Regions from separate parts of the Homo sapiens genome. Here region 2 is linked to region 1. A link is a loop called in an ENCODE intact Hi-C map of the cell type or tissue named here. Cell type or tissue: ovary. All regions are shown on one strand.

Region 1 (8,000 bases):
ATATTTTTAGTGGAGGCGGGGTTTTACCATGTTGGCCAGGCTGATCTTGAACTCGTGACCTGAAGTGATCCGCCTGCCTCAGCCTCCCAAAGTGCTGGAATTATAGGCATGAGCCACCACACCCAGCCTAAAAGGGTCTTTTTTTCTTAAGATAAAGTTCTTAAAGGAAGGATCTGAAGTTTTGAGTATAATATTGAATTTTCATTTGGTTAGTAGGTGTCAACCTAGATGGAAAGAAGATTTTGGTAGTGGGGGCCCATGGGTCTTTGGAAGCTGCTCTACAATGCCTGTTCCAGAGAAAAGGGTCCATGACAATGAGCATCCAGTGGAAAACACGCCAGCTTCAAAGCAAGGTAAATTTCATGTTAGAAACATACATCTTGAAGGCTTCTGTTAGAACAGAAGAAAGTCTAGAAATGTATAAGCTAAGTGCTTAATTCAAGAAATTAGAGGAAGAAAATTGAATAGACCCATATCCATTAAAGACATTGAATGAGTCTACTCACCAGACAAACAAACAAGAAAAGGCAACAGGTGGTTTTACAAATGAGCTCTATCAAACAAAGAACAGATCATTCTAATACAATCCTTTTCTCCAGCAAATGGAAAAAGAAGGAACGTGGCCTAACAGACTTTATGAGTGCCAAAACCAAAGAAGGGTAACATGCTAAAGGAAAATTAACAGGCCAGTTTCAGCTATGAATATAAATGAAATAATCGTGAGCGAAATCTGAGAACACCAAATACAGCAGGAAGTAGGGTTTATTTTAGGATTTCCAGGTGATTGAACATGAGAAAGTCTGTCACTGTAATTCACCACATTGTGATTAAAAACTAAATTCTCACCATAGTAAGTACAGAACAGTCATTTGGTAAATCTAATATGCATTATGACCTTTTGAAAGTAATTATAATTTTGATGAAAATTATTAAGAAGACCCATATAAAAGCAGAGGTATCATCTTCATGGAGAAGATGCAATATCTTAAAGATACTAATTGTCTGCAAATTTTGTAGAATTTGACAGTCTGATTCTGAAATCCAAATGGAAGCATAAAGGACAAAGAGAGTCAAGACAATTTTGTGGAAAAACTAGGTGGGAGACATTCCCAGCCACACAGTGTGAATTATTATGCACTTACAGTAATTAGGATAATATGGTAGACAAACAGACGATCGGAACAGAAGAAAGTGGAAATTTATGCATATATGGAAGCTTGAGAGCAGGTACCACAGATCAGTGGGGAAAAGATTAACTATTAAAGGCCGGGCGTGGTGGCTCATGCCTGTAATCCCAGCACTCTGGGAGGCTGAGGCGGGCAAATCACTTGAGCTCAGGAGTTTCAGACCAGCCTGGCCAATATGGTGAAACACCGTCTCTACTAAAAATACAAAAAAATTAGCCGGGCGTGTCGGCGCAAGCCTGTAATCCCAGCTACTCGGGAAGCTGAGGCAGGAGAATCGCTTGAACCCGGGAGGCAGGGGTTGCAGTGAGCCGCGATCGTGCCACTGCACTCCAGCCTGCGCGACAGAGTGAGACTCCGTCTCAAAAAAAAAAGCTAAAACATTAACTATTAAAAATGGTGCTGACTTAACTAGTTATGTATATGAGTCTAGCATAGGATTACTAACCTGCCACTACATATAAAAATCACTTCTATATTAAAATACCTAAATGTGGAAAGCAAAACTGTAAAACTTATAGAAAAAAATATAGGCGTATGCATTTAAGAGGTTGGCGTTGGAAGGATAGCTTAAGAGACCCCAAAAGCACAGATTGCTAAAGAAAAGGTATATAAATCTGACTGCATCCAAATTTTTAAAAACCCCAAAGTTTTTCTTTCTGAAAAGAAGTTCTTAAAAAAGTGAAAAGACAGCTATAGTGTAGAAGATATTTACAACAAACATTTAGCCAATAATTAGTGTCTTATAAAAGATTCCTACAAATCAGTGAGACAAAGACAATCTGTTAGAAAAATGGACACATGACAGACCACTAACAGGTGAGGAACCCGAGGTTTAAAAGACACGTGAAAAGCTGTCTGGTTTCCTGCTGTTTTTGCTCACCAGTCATATTGGCAGTAGGTAAAAAGTGCCAGTTAGCCATATTGACAAATGTCTGGAGCTATGGGAATTCATATATTGCTGGCGGGAGTTTAAATTTGAAATAGGCATTTCGGAAAGCAGTTTAATGGAGTTTGAGCTACTCTTTGACCCAGGAATTTCACTCTAAATATATATGATATGGCCAGGCATGATAGCTCACCCCTGTAATTCCAGCACTTTGGGAGGCTGAGGCAGGCAGACCACCTGAGGTTGGGGTTTCAAGACCAGCCCGACCAACATGGAGAAACCCCATCTCTACTAAAAATATAAAATTAGCTGGATGTGGTGGCACATGCCTGTAATCCCAGCTATTCAGGAGGCTGAGGCAGGAGAATTGCTTGAACCCGGGAGGCAGAGGTTGCGGTGAGCCGAGATCACACCATTGTACTCCAGCCTGGGCAACAAGAACGAAACTCCGTCTCAAAAAAATAATAATAAAAAGTGTATATATATGTGTGTGTGTATATATATATATAATAGACAAAACTTGCCCATATATATACAAAGGTGTGTTTACAAATGGTCAGAGCAGCATGTTTATAGTGCAAAAAGTTTTGTTTGTTTGTTTAAGACAGAGGGGCAGTGGTGGTTCTGTGGGTCTTGGCCCCTTTCTGCTGTCAGGGCTGAGTTGGCTCCATGAGTTGGTGAAAGCGGTATCTAGCCAGGTTCAAGGGAGACAGGGGCAGGATTTCGCCTTCACTGATGGGCAGGCCAGCGGTCCCCTGTGGAACGGTGACTATTGAATATTGAGAGGACAGTATCCCTCCCTGAGCATCTTCTGGAGCTTGATGACCACTAGGGAATGTATCTGAGTCACGCGCACCAAATATGTTACCGGTGGCAGCTATTCGAGTTATCCCGAGTTCGTGCTGGTGTATCCGTACAGTTCTGCAGCAACTTCAGCTCTTGCCTCCTCGGAAGAAAGAATTGGACTGAGGGCCATAAGGCAGAAGGAGAGACTGAGGCAAGTTTCAGAGCAGGACGGAAAGTCTAGCAAAAAGCTCTAGAACAGTAAGGAAAGGAAAGAAGGAAAGTATAACTTGGAAGAGAGCCAAGCAGGCGACTTGAAAAACCAAGTGCACTGCAACAAGTATTTAAACAGTGATCTAAATGCCCATCAGGGTGAAAGGATAAATCAGTATAGTTGCATGTAGAGTATGCATAGTCATAGTTCATAAAACAATGATATACAAGCAGTGAAAATTAATAAACTAGAGCTGTAGATAGCAACATGTTTTCTTGTTTTGTTTTTTGTTTGTTTGTTTTTTTGAGACGAAGTCTCCCTCTATCCCCCAGGCTGCAGTGCAGTGGCGCGAACTCGGCTCACTGCAACCTCTGTCTCCTGGGTTCAAGTGATTCTTCTGCCTCAGCCTCCTGAGTAGCTGGGACTACAGGTGTGCGCCACCATGCCCAGCTAATTTTTGTATTTTTAGTAGAGACAGGGTTTCACCATGTTGGCCAGGCTGGTCTGGAACTCCTGACCTCAGGTGATCCGCCCACCTCGACCTCCCAAAATGCTGAGATTACAGGCATGAGCTACCGCGCCCGGGCTGGAAGAATTTTTTAAAACACTGTTCAGTGAACAAAAACCCAAGTTGCAGAAGGATGTATTTCATACAACACCATTTATATGTGTCTGAAAGCAACACAACATATATATATATATGTAATCTAATACATACATACATATAATATGTATTACATATAATCCTTATATATATATAGAATCTTAATATATATATTTAGGTCAGGACATTTAGATCACTGTTTAATATATATATTAGGATTATATATAATATATATTATATTATTATGTATTAATTATATAATCCTTATATATATATTAGGATTCCATGCAAATGAAGTAAAAATATAAAGAAATAATGCAAACTACGAACCAAATCCGAAAAGCATTTATTGAGGCAAGGATGTGGATATAGATGGAAAGGAAACCTAGACACCTTCATGCCTTTTTTCTTAAACTGGGCAATAGGTGTTGTCTAGGTATGTTAGGTTATTGTTTTCCATTTCTATGTCTGAAATGATTGTTTTTCATTTTAAAAAATGATGGTACAGCTCACAGATCTAAAGCAAAGTGAAGTTTTAAATGAATGCATTAAGTACAATCAGTAACTACAGAATGTGATCTAAAAATACATGTTCCTCATGTTGCAGGGTGAGAATGGAAATGAGGAGTAAATTGTAATCGTGCCAGGGAAGCCAGGTGTCTCAGCAGATTTGGAATCTTTGCATGGCAGGTGGATCCAATTTATGTAATGCTTGGGTTAAGACAGCTCAGGAAGGCAGCCTTGCAATGAAACGTGAACCTGTGTGCGTTTTTAGCAGTCACCACATGGTGGCAGCCTATCCAAGAAAATTCAAGGGCAATAGTTTGCACTTGAGAGCCCAGAAATTTTGATTTGGAAGCTCAGTGGAAGAGGAAAATAAACCGTGCCCTGCACTGAACAGCTGTGGTGAAGAGAGAAAATACCTTCCTTGGCAATTGAATGTTTTCGCAGCTGTCACAGATACTTTTGCTAGTTGTATCTATATTTTTGAAAAACAAAGACATTTTTCAAAGTACTTTTTTATTACGGGAATAAATCACCTTGTCTCTGTACTTTGGGATGAATCTCATCTGAACTTTGAGAACGATTAAGTGGCTTCACTTTCTGGAGAATCTGGTCATTGGGTAACATTCTTGTTTTCATATGGACCAGAAGGTTCTCTTTCATAGTTGATGTTGCACACACGTTTTTTTCCCTAAGTCCTTGGTATTTATAGTGGCACCATTGCGAATGTTAGAGGCTATCAACTTTCATTCTTATTATTGCTTCATCTTTGTAGCCAAAAATATGGGAAGAAATGTTCATAGCCCCGCCCCATACTTGTCCCCCTCTACCTGGCCTACCTACCTACGTCAGGCTCCTGTCCCACCACAAATGACAGCCTGTGTCTTTCATGTTAGCAGCTAGTCTTTCACTAGCCACATACTTCCCCGTAACCCATATGCCTCCCTGTGTCTGCCTGACGTTTGAATTGTCACTATTCTGTTGTTGTATTTTTACAAGAAGAATGTATGGGGCAGAAAACCCTTGCCATTCATTTCCTGAGTAGGAATTCTAGCCTTCCTTGGAGTCGTGGTAATATGGAGACATGGTAATATGTGGATTGTACCACTCAATGGCTGTCTGGAGGCCACAGTGGTGCAAAAAGCCACCTAGGCATGGGTTAGTGTCCTGGGGCACCCAATCAGGACAGGACACCTGGCACACCCTTGGAAAAGCTTCACTGTGAAAAACACTGGAAGTAAAAATTTTAACAACAGATAGGGATTTTTTTCCCCTTGAGACAGAGGCTCACTCTGTTACCCAGGCTGGAGTGCAGTGGCGCGATCTCGGCTCACTAAAGCCTCTGCCTCATGGGTTCAAGAGATTCTCATGCCTCAGCCACCTGAGTAGCTGGGATTACAGGCGAGCACCACCATGCCTGGCTAATTTTTATATTTTTAGTAGAGATGGAGTTTCGCCATGTTGGCCAGGCTGGTCTCGAACTCCTGACCTCAAGTGATCCACCCACATGGCCCTCTCAAAGTGCTGGAATTAGAGGCCTGAGTCACTGTGCCTGGCCCACATGGGGATTTTTGTTGCCCAGCTTAATCAACCAAGAATAAAAGTGCATTTTAAGATTATAATCTATTTAACTTCTCCTTATTGGCAATGGTAAAAGAGTTAAGGAAAAAAGAGAATAAGCTTAGGATTATGGCTACTAAGTAGAAGGACGTTATCTTTGACGGGCATTTCTGTTGTGCTTATTTGTACCTGACATGGAACAAGACCCCCCCATCCCCTCAACACATACCTGCTGTGGGACATCTGGCTAGAGATTTCCAAAGCTGAGGGTGAAAGGTTTGGGCATCGGTGTGACTGTGTAACACTAGAGTTCTATCTACCATCTCTTAAACTACAGGTAGTCTTACCGGTGTGGGCTGACCTTCCGGTTATCAGGCAGCCTGCTGCAACCACTAGAAACTGCCTTTGAAGGTTTCCAGTCCGGCACAACATTTGTGTTCTCATTAAACAGTAGAGCATAGGCTTTGGGGACACACAGCTCTGGGCTCAAGCCTTAGCTGTTGCTGCTCTGAGCCTGTTCCCTCGCGTAGAAAGGCAATCATAATACTCCCTACTTTATGGGGCAGTTGTGGGAATGGAATTAAATGCTAATGTGGGCCGGGTGCAGTGGTTCACGCCTGTAATCCCAGCACTTTGGGAGGCTGAGGAGGGCAGATTGCTTGAGCCCAGGAGTTTGAGACCAGCCTGGCAACATGGCGAAACTCCATCTCTAAAAAAGTACAAAAATTAGCCAGGCGTGGTGGCTGTAGTCCCAGGTACTTTGGAGGCTGAGGTGGGATGATCACCTGAATCTGGGGAGGTCGAGGTTGCAGTGAGCTGAGATTGCACCACCGCACTGCAACCTGGAGTGCAGGCTGGAGGAAGAGAAATATATGGGTCAATTAGGCAAATCACTCAGATCGTAAGTAGATATACTAGTAAAATAGCGTGACTTAGGGTCCTTCACTGGAAGCCTGGTATTAATGCTTCCATTGTGTGGGTGGGGGAAGGAGAGAGTGTCTCCAGCTCTCTGTCTGTGAGGTCTCCCAGCCGAATATTGGCCAAGGGAGTGAAACCAGAAGCAAGACTACCATGAGACAACGTTCCAGAGAAAGGAGGGACTAACCAGAGCAGGTGCCCAGCTTTGGCCAGTCAGGCTCATCTTCCAGTCCTCAGTAGATTATTATCAACTTTAAGTGATGTCACAGACTCCCTTCCTCCAAAGCTGTGGACCTCTTCCTTCCCATGCCTCTTGTTACTTGGAAGTCACTCTACTTCCAAACATGTCGGCTGGAGATCCCTGATGGGCCAGTTACTACTTTCAGGCTCTGTAGGTTTAAAGAATGGTTATATCCAGTTAGTTACAAATAGAAATCGATCCTTTCTCTGTCCGTCTGTCTAAACGGAAGGATATTCTGTGGACGCTGATTAGGTATAAAATCTCCACGGAGCCTGAGCATGAAGAATTGACCTTCTTAGGGTTCCACAGAAACCAGAATAGACTTCTGTGTTTGGTAGCTTTGTAACTTACGCCCGTTGAGGTGTACGGTTGAAAATTGAGAATAAATTTCCTGTTCTGTTTCTGAGCATCTTTTCCAGGCTTGGAGATGCGTTGAGCATTTCCACGGAGACCCTAGAGGTGGGGAGGGGAAGAACGCCTGGGCATTTGTCCAAATTAGCCATATGCTGTGGAGTGTCACATGTCAGGAAGCCAAGGCACTGGAGCTAGTGTTTTTGGGCAGGGCTAGGGAACCCCCCGCCTTTCCTCCACCCAAACGCAGGCCCCCACACCCAGCGTCCTGGGCCCTGCAGGGGAATGACACTGTTGGTTTCACTCTCAGGAATGAGCCTAGATTTGGAGGTAACCTCTTCCTGACCCCGATGATTTCACTCTGATGCCAAAACCAGTCTGAAGTGGGTGTGGTTTTGCATTTGGTGTTTACAAGGTGGAGTGGTGCCCTCTGCACGGAAGGGAGAGGTGGGCAGGTACGGCAGGGCCCTGCTCCCTCGGGAGTCTCCTCTGAACCTGTGGTTAGGGCACAGCTGGACAATGCTGAAATGGTCTCCAGCTGGGAGATGAGGTAAACCTCAGCTGCATGCCGAAGAAATAACCTAGAAATCAGAGAACCGTTTTATTTTGTTTTTCTCAGAGGATCTCATTTCTCCCTCTCCTCCTGAGCACAGAGACCCTCAAAACTGGTATTCACAGAAGGAAAAAATATAGGTCTTTCACCTTTGAAGGATCAAAGTGTCTAGGGTTTTTTGTGGTTTTTTTTTTTTTTT
Region 2 (8,000 bases), 430 kb after region 1:
TGTCCCCTCCCTTTCAGGAAAAATAGAGGAAAGTAGCCTGCTTTATTGCAGCCATCTGTCCACTGGTCCCGCCTCCAGACTGCCCACTCCGAGGCCTCTCCCGTTCTCTTCCTGTGTCACTGCTTGGTTTTTTGTTTTTGTTTTTTATAGAGATGGGATCTTGCTGTGTTGCCCAGGCTGGTCTCGCACTCCTGGCCTCAAGCAATCCTCCCATCTCGGCCTCCCCAAGTGCTGGGATTACAGGCATGAGCCACCTCGCCCGGCCTGTGTCACTACTTTGTGCTGTCACACTGTGGACCACTGTTTCCATGTTTTAATCCTCTCCACATGTGGCTTTGCTGCCACTTTCTCCCTCATTGCCCCTAATCCCTGTCCATTCCCAGGGTCCTTTTTCAGATTCCTCTTCCTCAGGGTTCCAGGCCATTCTTATTTCATGGACATCATTCCGTTCGGGTGATCCCACAGATTCGCACTGCATCTTTCATCTTGTGGGCACCGTGACTTTGGACTCCTCCCTCACCTTCGTCACTACTGCATCCATCTGTTTTGTTGCTTCAGTCTCTTCCTCCCGTCATCACAGCCTGGTTGCCTTTTCTAAATCACAGTCAAATTCGGTGCCACCATCCCCTGCCTCAAGCCTCCAATGGCTCCCTATAGTCTTCAGAACCAGCAGCACAAAGTTCTTTTTTAAAGAAACAAACCAGCTTTTGTGAGCTGTAATTCACATACTATGCAGTTGACCCATTTAAAGTACACAGTTCAGTGGTTTTTGCTATATTCACAGAGTTGTATAACCACCCCCACAATCAACTGTGGGACATTTTCTTTTCTTTCTTTCTTTTTTTTTTTTGAGAGGGAGTCTTGCTCTGTTGCCCAGGCTGGAGTGCAATGACGCGATCTCAGCTCACTGCAACCTTCACCTCCTGGGTTCAAGTGATTCTCATGCCTCAGCCTCCCGAGTAGCTGGGATTACAGGCGTGCGCCACAATGTCTGGCTAAATTTTGTATTTTTAATAGAGATGGGATTTCACCATGTTGACCAGGCTGGTCTTGAACTCCTGACCTCAAGTGATCTGCCCGCCTCGGCCTCCCAAAGTGTTGGGATTATAGGTGTGAGCCACCACACCTGGCCAGGACATTTTCATTACCTCATAAAGAAACTCCATCCTGGTTAGCTGTCACTCCCTCTCCCGCCAAAACCCCCAGTCTTAGGTAACCACTAACTACTTTATGTCTATGGATTCGCCTCTTGTAGACATTTCAAATAAATGGAATTAAACCGTGTATGCTCTTTGGTGACTAGCTTCTTTCACTTAAAGTTTTTTCAATATTCATCTATGTTATGGCATGTTTCAGTACTTTATTTCTTATTACTTTTTATTACTAACCCATTTCCATTAAACAAGCTCAATTTTATTTATCCCTGCATGAGCTGATAGATATTTAGGTTGCTTCCACTTTTGGCTACTAGGAATATTATGCTGTAATGAACATTGATGGACAAGTTTTTCTGTGGGTGTGTATTTCCATTGCTCTTGGTTATATGTCTAGGAGAATTGCTGGGTCATATAATAAATTTATGTTTAACATTCTGAGGAACTACCAGCCTATTTTCCAAAGTGGCTGTACCATTTTACCTTCCCAATAGCGATGTGTGAGGGTTCCACCTTCTCCATTCCTTGTTATTGTGGTCTTCCTTGCCCCCCGCCACCTGCCCCTGTTTTTTAAACCAGGCACATCAGCTTTATGTTTTTTTTTTTTTTTTTTTTTTTTTGACACAGTCTCACTTTGTCGCCCAGGCTGGAGTGCAGTGGTGCGATACCATCTTACTGCAACCTCCACCCCTCTGGGTTCAAGCAATTCTTGTGCTTCAGCCTCCTGAGTAGCTGGGATTACAGGCGCCCGCCACCACGCCCGGCTAATTTTTGTATTTTTAGTAGAGACGGGGTTTCATCATGTTGGCCAGGCTGGTCTCGAACTCCTGATCTCGTGATCTGCCCACCTCAGCCTCCCAAAGTGCTGGGATCACAGGTGTGAGCCACCGCGCCCAACCTGTTGTCTTTTTTCTTTTTTATTATAGTCATCCTAGTGGGTGTGAGGTGGTTTTGATTTGCATTTTTCTAAGGGCTAATAACGTTGGACGTATTTTCATGTGCTCATTGGTCATTTGTATATTTTCTTTAGAGAAATGGCTACTCAGATTCTTTGCTCACTTTTAATGGATAATTTGTTACAAAGTCTTTAACATGTCATTCAAGACCCTTTATAAATATTTTTAGTTTCATCTCCAGTGTTGTCTTCCCCGCCAAGCCCCCAACTCCCGGACCTCCCTAAGTAAACTCCGAACCTCATAGCTGTGAGGAACCCACTCATGATTGCCCAAATGTCCTGCTCTTGGCATCTCTGCCTCTGCCCATGCTCGTCTGTCCCTATGGACCGCCTTCCTTTGTGCCCCAGGTAGGGAGTGTCCCCTCATCCCTTCAGAGACCAGCTCCAAGGCTACCTCAGAGGTGAGCCAAACTAGAGCTGCCCACTCCCGCCACTGGGCGTGTCCACCACCCACTCCCGCCACTGGGCGTGTCCACCACCCACTCCTGCCACTGGGTGTGTGCACCATCCATGACTGAGCTCCCGAGGCCAGGGATAGTATCTCATTTAGATCCCTGGGTGTTTTGCGTAATAAATATGGAGCAACAACTTGGTAAATATTTGTTGAGTGAACCATTCTGATTTGGGAAAACACGTTTTCTATCATCCATCTATGTATTATACAGCAAAATGTTTCCTATAATTCTTGCTTTGGGTGGTGATGTCTTCCTCTAAAAATCCTAATTTAACAAAAACAGAGAATGGAAATGATAAAAGAAAGTCTCCTGCATTGGACAGTGACCTTAGGTCTCATCTTTACTCCTGCTTTTATCCTAATTGATGACTTTTCTTTGTAAATGCAGACACACAGAGGCTCGCTGGGCAGCTGGGCCGTGCACCCTGTCCTTGATCATTCTTAGAGGTAGAGATCAAAGGAGACCCATTGGCTGAGAGAGTCTACAACTTGCCACATGATCTATTGCTCTGCCTTGTGATTTTAATTGCCTCTTTAAGAATATCAAATCAGGCCGGACGCAGTGGCTCATGCCTGTAGTCCCAGCGCTTTGGGAGGCCGAGGCGGGTGGATCACCTGAGGTCAGGAGTTCAAGACCAGCCTGGCCAACACGGTGAAACCCCGTCTCCACTAAAAATACAAAAATTAGCCGAGCATGGTGGCATGCGCCTGTAATCCCAGCTACTTTTGGGAGGCTGAGGCAGGAGAATCACTTGAACCCGGGGGTCAGAGGTTGCAATGAGCCGAGATCGCGTCATTGCACCCCAGCCTGGGTGACAAGAGCGAGACTCCATCTCAAAAAAAAAAAAAATCAAATCAGATGTGTTAGCGTCTTCATGAATGTCATAAAAAGAAATGTTTCAGTGCCAAAACTGAACAGCAGTACAGTGACCTTTGAAAATGTTGTTTAGGGTATTAAATGTGTAACTAGTGACATTTTGTGTGTTTTTCTTTTTCTTCCTATCCAGCTCAGTGGAATAGCTGTTGCTTGTCCCAGTGTTAGAATTTGGACTGATAGAAAGGAGAGGAGCTGGAGATTCATTCTGCTCTGCAAGGGCAGACTCGATTTCAGAAGTGGCACCAGATGATAGCCTTGTGTTGTCCCCAACCACTGGTGCTGAGAAATGATGCAGAACCAAGCCCTCAGATCCCAGATCACCCACGGCTCCTGGGACATCTCTGGGGAAGGGACTTATTAATGTAGACCCTGATGCAACATCCCAAGTCGTCTTTATCCATGATTTGCACAGCCAGGACACTCTGGGGCTGGGATTGGGAGGAGAGGAATGGCCAAGTTGCCCTGCCCCCTTGGCTCTGTGGACTCCAGAAGGATGGTCAGTACCAGCAGCATTTCACACACACCAGCCTCATTATTAAAATTGGAGCAATTTGTGAAATAGAGTTGAGACTTCTCTAGAGAAAAAAGGTTGGGAAGCAGCTCAGTGGCTGGGTCTGGGAGTCAGCTTCCAGGCAATATCTCACTGAGTCAGGACAAGGCCCATCATTCCCTGTTCCCGCCAGGCCGGGTATTTGCCAGGATGTGAAACGGAAGCCAGGCTTTTGGAGAGGCTGAAGCTGATTTTTGTAACAAGGTCTGGTTACCAGCAAGGAAGCGGTTTTCACGTTGCTCACTCTGGGCCCGAGTGTGGTGCATCGCGCCCCCTGGTGCCCAAAAAGTGCAACTACGTGCCATGCCAGCCAGCTCTCCTGGACTTCCATTTTTCCCTGATTCTCCTGTTCCTCGCCCACCCTTCTCTTTGCTGTGCCCACTGTGGTCTACGCCGAGGCTCCCCTCCCTCCTCCCTGCCCCAAGCAATAATGAACAAGATCTTCATTCTCTGAAGAGAAGTGCAATAGTAAAACTTTCCTTTTTGTTTGTGTAGGGGAAGAGCTGGTGTTAATGGGTCAGGCAGGCAAGGCATGAAGTGATAAATAGGGAAAGGATGAAAGAAGGGAACAAACCCAGGGGACCTAACGGACCCACCCTAACAAAAAATTGGAGTACAAAAAAAGTGTATTAAAATTGTGAGACCACACCAACTCATTCGTCACTCGTGTCTTTACAAAGAACAAACCTGAAGCTTCAATGAGAAAGAATTGAAGTATTCTAGGGCTGCCTGAAATCTTCTGAACTTTTAACATAGGCTTTGATTTCCGAGTTGTGTGCTTGCATGTTAGAGATATGATAGTGTCTAAAAATTGGAACATGGCATAGTTTGATCTAAAAAGTTAGCTAACTTCTGCCATTTAGAAAAAGACCCCATGCTCAAGTCTGCTTTTGAAAAGTTGCCTTGGTCAAGTGTTGAAGACAGCACTTGTTAGAAGGAACAAGTTCACTTCTGAGAGCCCTTCTCAAAGAGTTTAGGAAACAGCACTACTGAGAGTTGCCAGTCTTCAGAGCAGTGCAACGTGTGTGTATGCGTAAGACACAGATGGTGAAAATATCAAATGCTACAGATGCCAAGAAGGGAGGTGTTGGCACCACACCAACCTTTAAACAAACATAAGGATGCAGAATGCAGTCTTTAAAATGGAGGGAGAATTTACTGTCTGTGTGGCTATTTCCTTGAAATGACTTAAAAAGCTGAGATACAGAAGTATTAGTAAATCGGTGCCAGGAATGAAGTAACCGTTTAGATCCAATGCGCCGGCTCCAGCATCGAACTCATGCCCAGCACCCTTTAAACCCTCCCGGGACTCTGCAGAACCCGCTGACCACTCACAGAGCCCAGCTCGGGGGAGGGCTTTAAGGTGAAGCACGTGACCCCCTGCTTGTGCGGCCCGGGCGGGGAAGTTTGCGCTCCCGAAGTCCTGGAGCTCAGCAAGGGAGGGGCCAGCGCCAGCCCGCGTGTGGGTGGCTGGGTGGGGGCGTGGGTGGGGGTCCGCCTATAATTATCTGGGGAAATGCATCCGCGCTCTGCTTTTCGCTGCGGCAGCTCCGAGGGCACCTCCGGTTCTCCCCCATCCTCCGGGAGTGTCTGGGCGCTCAGTCCGCTCTGATCCCGCCGAAACCACCTGCGGTTGGCAGGCAGGAGACTAGGCGTCTGCCGGGGAGGGCAGGGACCCGCTAAGCTGATCTCCTGTACAGTAGTGCTACTTAAAATATGCTGGGGACCATCACCATCACAGGTAAGGCACAAGCCAGGTCGCTTTTGTCCTCCCTGGACGGCAGGCACGGGGCACGAAAAGGGGCTTTCTTCCGTTGAATGAGCGTTTGGTGGGGAGCCCGGGAGGTCAGTGGCGGGACCGTTATTGGCATTTATTTCTCTCCGTGTACTGAGTTTTTCTTCAGAAGAACATTCTCCCTTGGGCTCAGCAAGAATCAGACAACCTCAGTGTTTCATTTTTGGCTGAGCTGGAATCTTCTTGACTGTGCCTATGGGAGACCTTTAGTATATTTTGTTCGGGGTTGTACCCTTCCCCTTAGGGAGAGAGGGATGTGGAGAGGAACAACAGCAGCCGACTGAATAGAAATATGTCAGATTTGTGTGAATTTGAAAATAAGCTGTGAAAGCTTAATCTCTTGCCGTAGTCATAGACAGAATACATTCCTCTTCTGGGCAAATTACAAGTGTTTGCATTTTGACTTGTTTACTAGGAACTTTGAATAAAGGTACACTTGGTGGTTTAGGGGACTAACATTTAAGCTCTGCTTTAAGTGGTGGTTTTAATAAAGCCATAGTTATTATAAAATCGGTGGCTAGGAAGCAACACTATTTAGGCAACAAATAGTAAAAAAAAAAAAAAAAAGAAAAAAAGAAAAAAGTATGTTTCTTTAGCTTACTTTCTAGGAATCTGGCCGTGAGTATGAATTATAATATTTACTGCCTACTTCTAGCAAATAACTTACACGCATCAAACTTTTAGAATGCTCTTACAGCTCCTCTAACTTGACATTTGATAGTCTTATGCCATTGTACTGTGGCCTAACCTGCGTATTTTCTCTTCCTGTCATCAAGAAAATTAAATTCCGTTTGTGAATTTAACTTTATAGGAACAGGACTTCTTTATTCTTTAAATATTTGAGATCATTGCTGCCAAATCTTTTTTTTTGTTTGTTTGTTTTTTGTTTGTTTTTTGAGATGGAGTCTTGCTCTTTCGCCAGACTGAAGTGCAATGGTGTGATCTTGGCTTACTGCAACCTCCACCTCCTGGGTTCAAGCGATTCTCCTGCCTCAGCCTCCCGAGTAGCTGGGGTTACAGGCACGTGCCACCACGCCCAGATAATTTTTGTATTTTTAGTAGAGCCGGGGTTTCACCAAGTTGGCCAGGATGGTCTCGATCTCTTGACCTTGTGATCTGCCCGCCTTGGTCTCCCAAAGTGCTAGGATTATAGACGTGAGCCACCGCACCTGGCCTACATTTTTTTTTTTTTTTTAATCAACTGTAGAATTTCTAGGACTTAAAATTTTCTCAATGCAACTGCTCCTGCAAAGCCATGCGCTCCAGTGGAATTTACAAGAATGTGAAAGTTCAGCAATACTAAAATTATCTCTCACTTCCTATAGATTAGCTTGTTTACTTTGAGATTTCCTTAAAATTCGACCCCCAAGTTGACTTGGCTAACCTTTCTACCATTTACTCAGCTTGAAAGTTTATGCCATATCTCGAAACTATTAATAAATAGACTGTACAAAATGAAAAAAATTTAAAACACAAAAATCTCCATTTTTTCCCCCAGATCATTAACTTTTCTATGAATGAAATATGCAAATGTGTATTGTAGGGAGTCACAGCTGGGGTGGTGCTTCTGAGATCATGACTTTTTTCTGAGTACTTTTTGGGTACAATATGATTTTTATTATATTCACTATTCAATTAGTCGCATACTGAGATTCCTATGGTAAAAGGAGGTGGTCTAAAGTTTTAGCAGTAATTAAAGGTTAATAAACTGGGAGCACTTGAGGGGGCTTGTAATAGTTGGCTCAGATAATCCCAATGGAGTGATAAATGAATGGAAATAGTGGGAAGGACTAACTTTTAAGGCAAAATCAGGTAATTGGCTCTATTGCTTTCTAAATTTACTTTTCTTACAATGTGGGTGTGGAGGATATGGCAAAATTTTGCACTTTTTCCTGGTAAGAAGAAAGTGCACAGAAAATCTTAACTCCAAAAATTTACCAGCAAGAAATCTTACGTAGTGGAAAAAGTAAAAATGAAAGGGAGTTTCAGCTGTCATTTGGTTTTTGCTCCGCAAGTTATTCTGATGGGGAAGATTCATAATCATCATCTTTAAATAGTTGCTCAGAATCTTGAAAAGCCATGAGAGCTTTAAAAATTGACAGTAACAACCGGGCGCGGTGGCTCACGCCTGTAATCCCAGGACTTTGGGAGGCCGAGGTGGGCGGATCACGAGGTCAGGAGATCGAGACCATCCTGGCTAACACGGTGAAACCCC

Evidence for each region. Hi-C counts contacts between places; a loop is a spot of excess contacts. Peaks named below come from ENCODE experiments on the same cell type or tissue, not always from the same donor. Only the 100,000 strongest peaks of a DNase experiment are listed, where the experiment ranks them.
Region 2: it touches region 1 in a loop (7-fold over the local background); 108 of 110 quality-filtered maps call a loop at or near these places.

What each region holds. Positions count from the first base shown.
Region 1 is chr6:150,887,629-150,895,628 of GRCh38, forward strand. MTHFD1L (methylenetetrahydrofolate dehydrogenase (NADP+ dependent) 1 like) reads left to right here. Exons shown (of 28, transcript NM_015440.5): 7 at 217-353. Among named protein-coding and RNA genes, the nearest start is that of MTHFD1L, 26 kb to the left of the region's middle. In ovary, a CTCF peak has its summit at 4,459 (motif pointing right); a DNase peak (open chromatin) is centred at 4,463; H3K27ac peaks cover 1,141 bases.
Region 2 is chr6:151,320,155-151,328,154 of GRCh38, forward strand. All of the region lies in intron 3 of AKAP12 (A-kinase anchoring protein 12), which reads left to right. Among named protein-coding and RNA genes, the nearest start is that of ZBTB2, 67 kb to the right of the region's middle. RefSeq lists a silencer at 4,165-4,365. In ovary, a CTCF peak has its summit at 4,274 (motif pointing left); DNase peaks (open chromatin) are centred at 4,187 and 5,377; H3K4me3 peaks cover 1,451 bases; H3K27ac peaks cover 2,812 bases.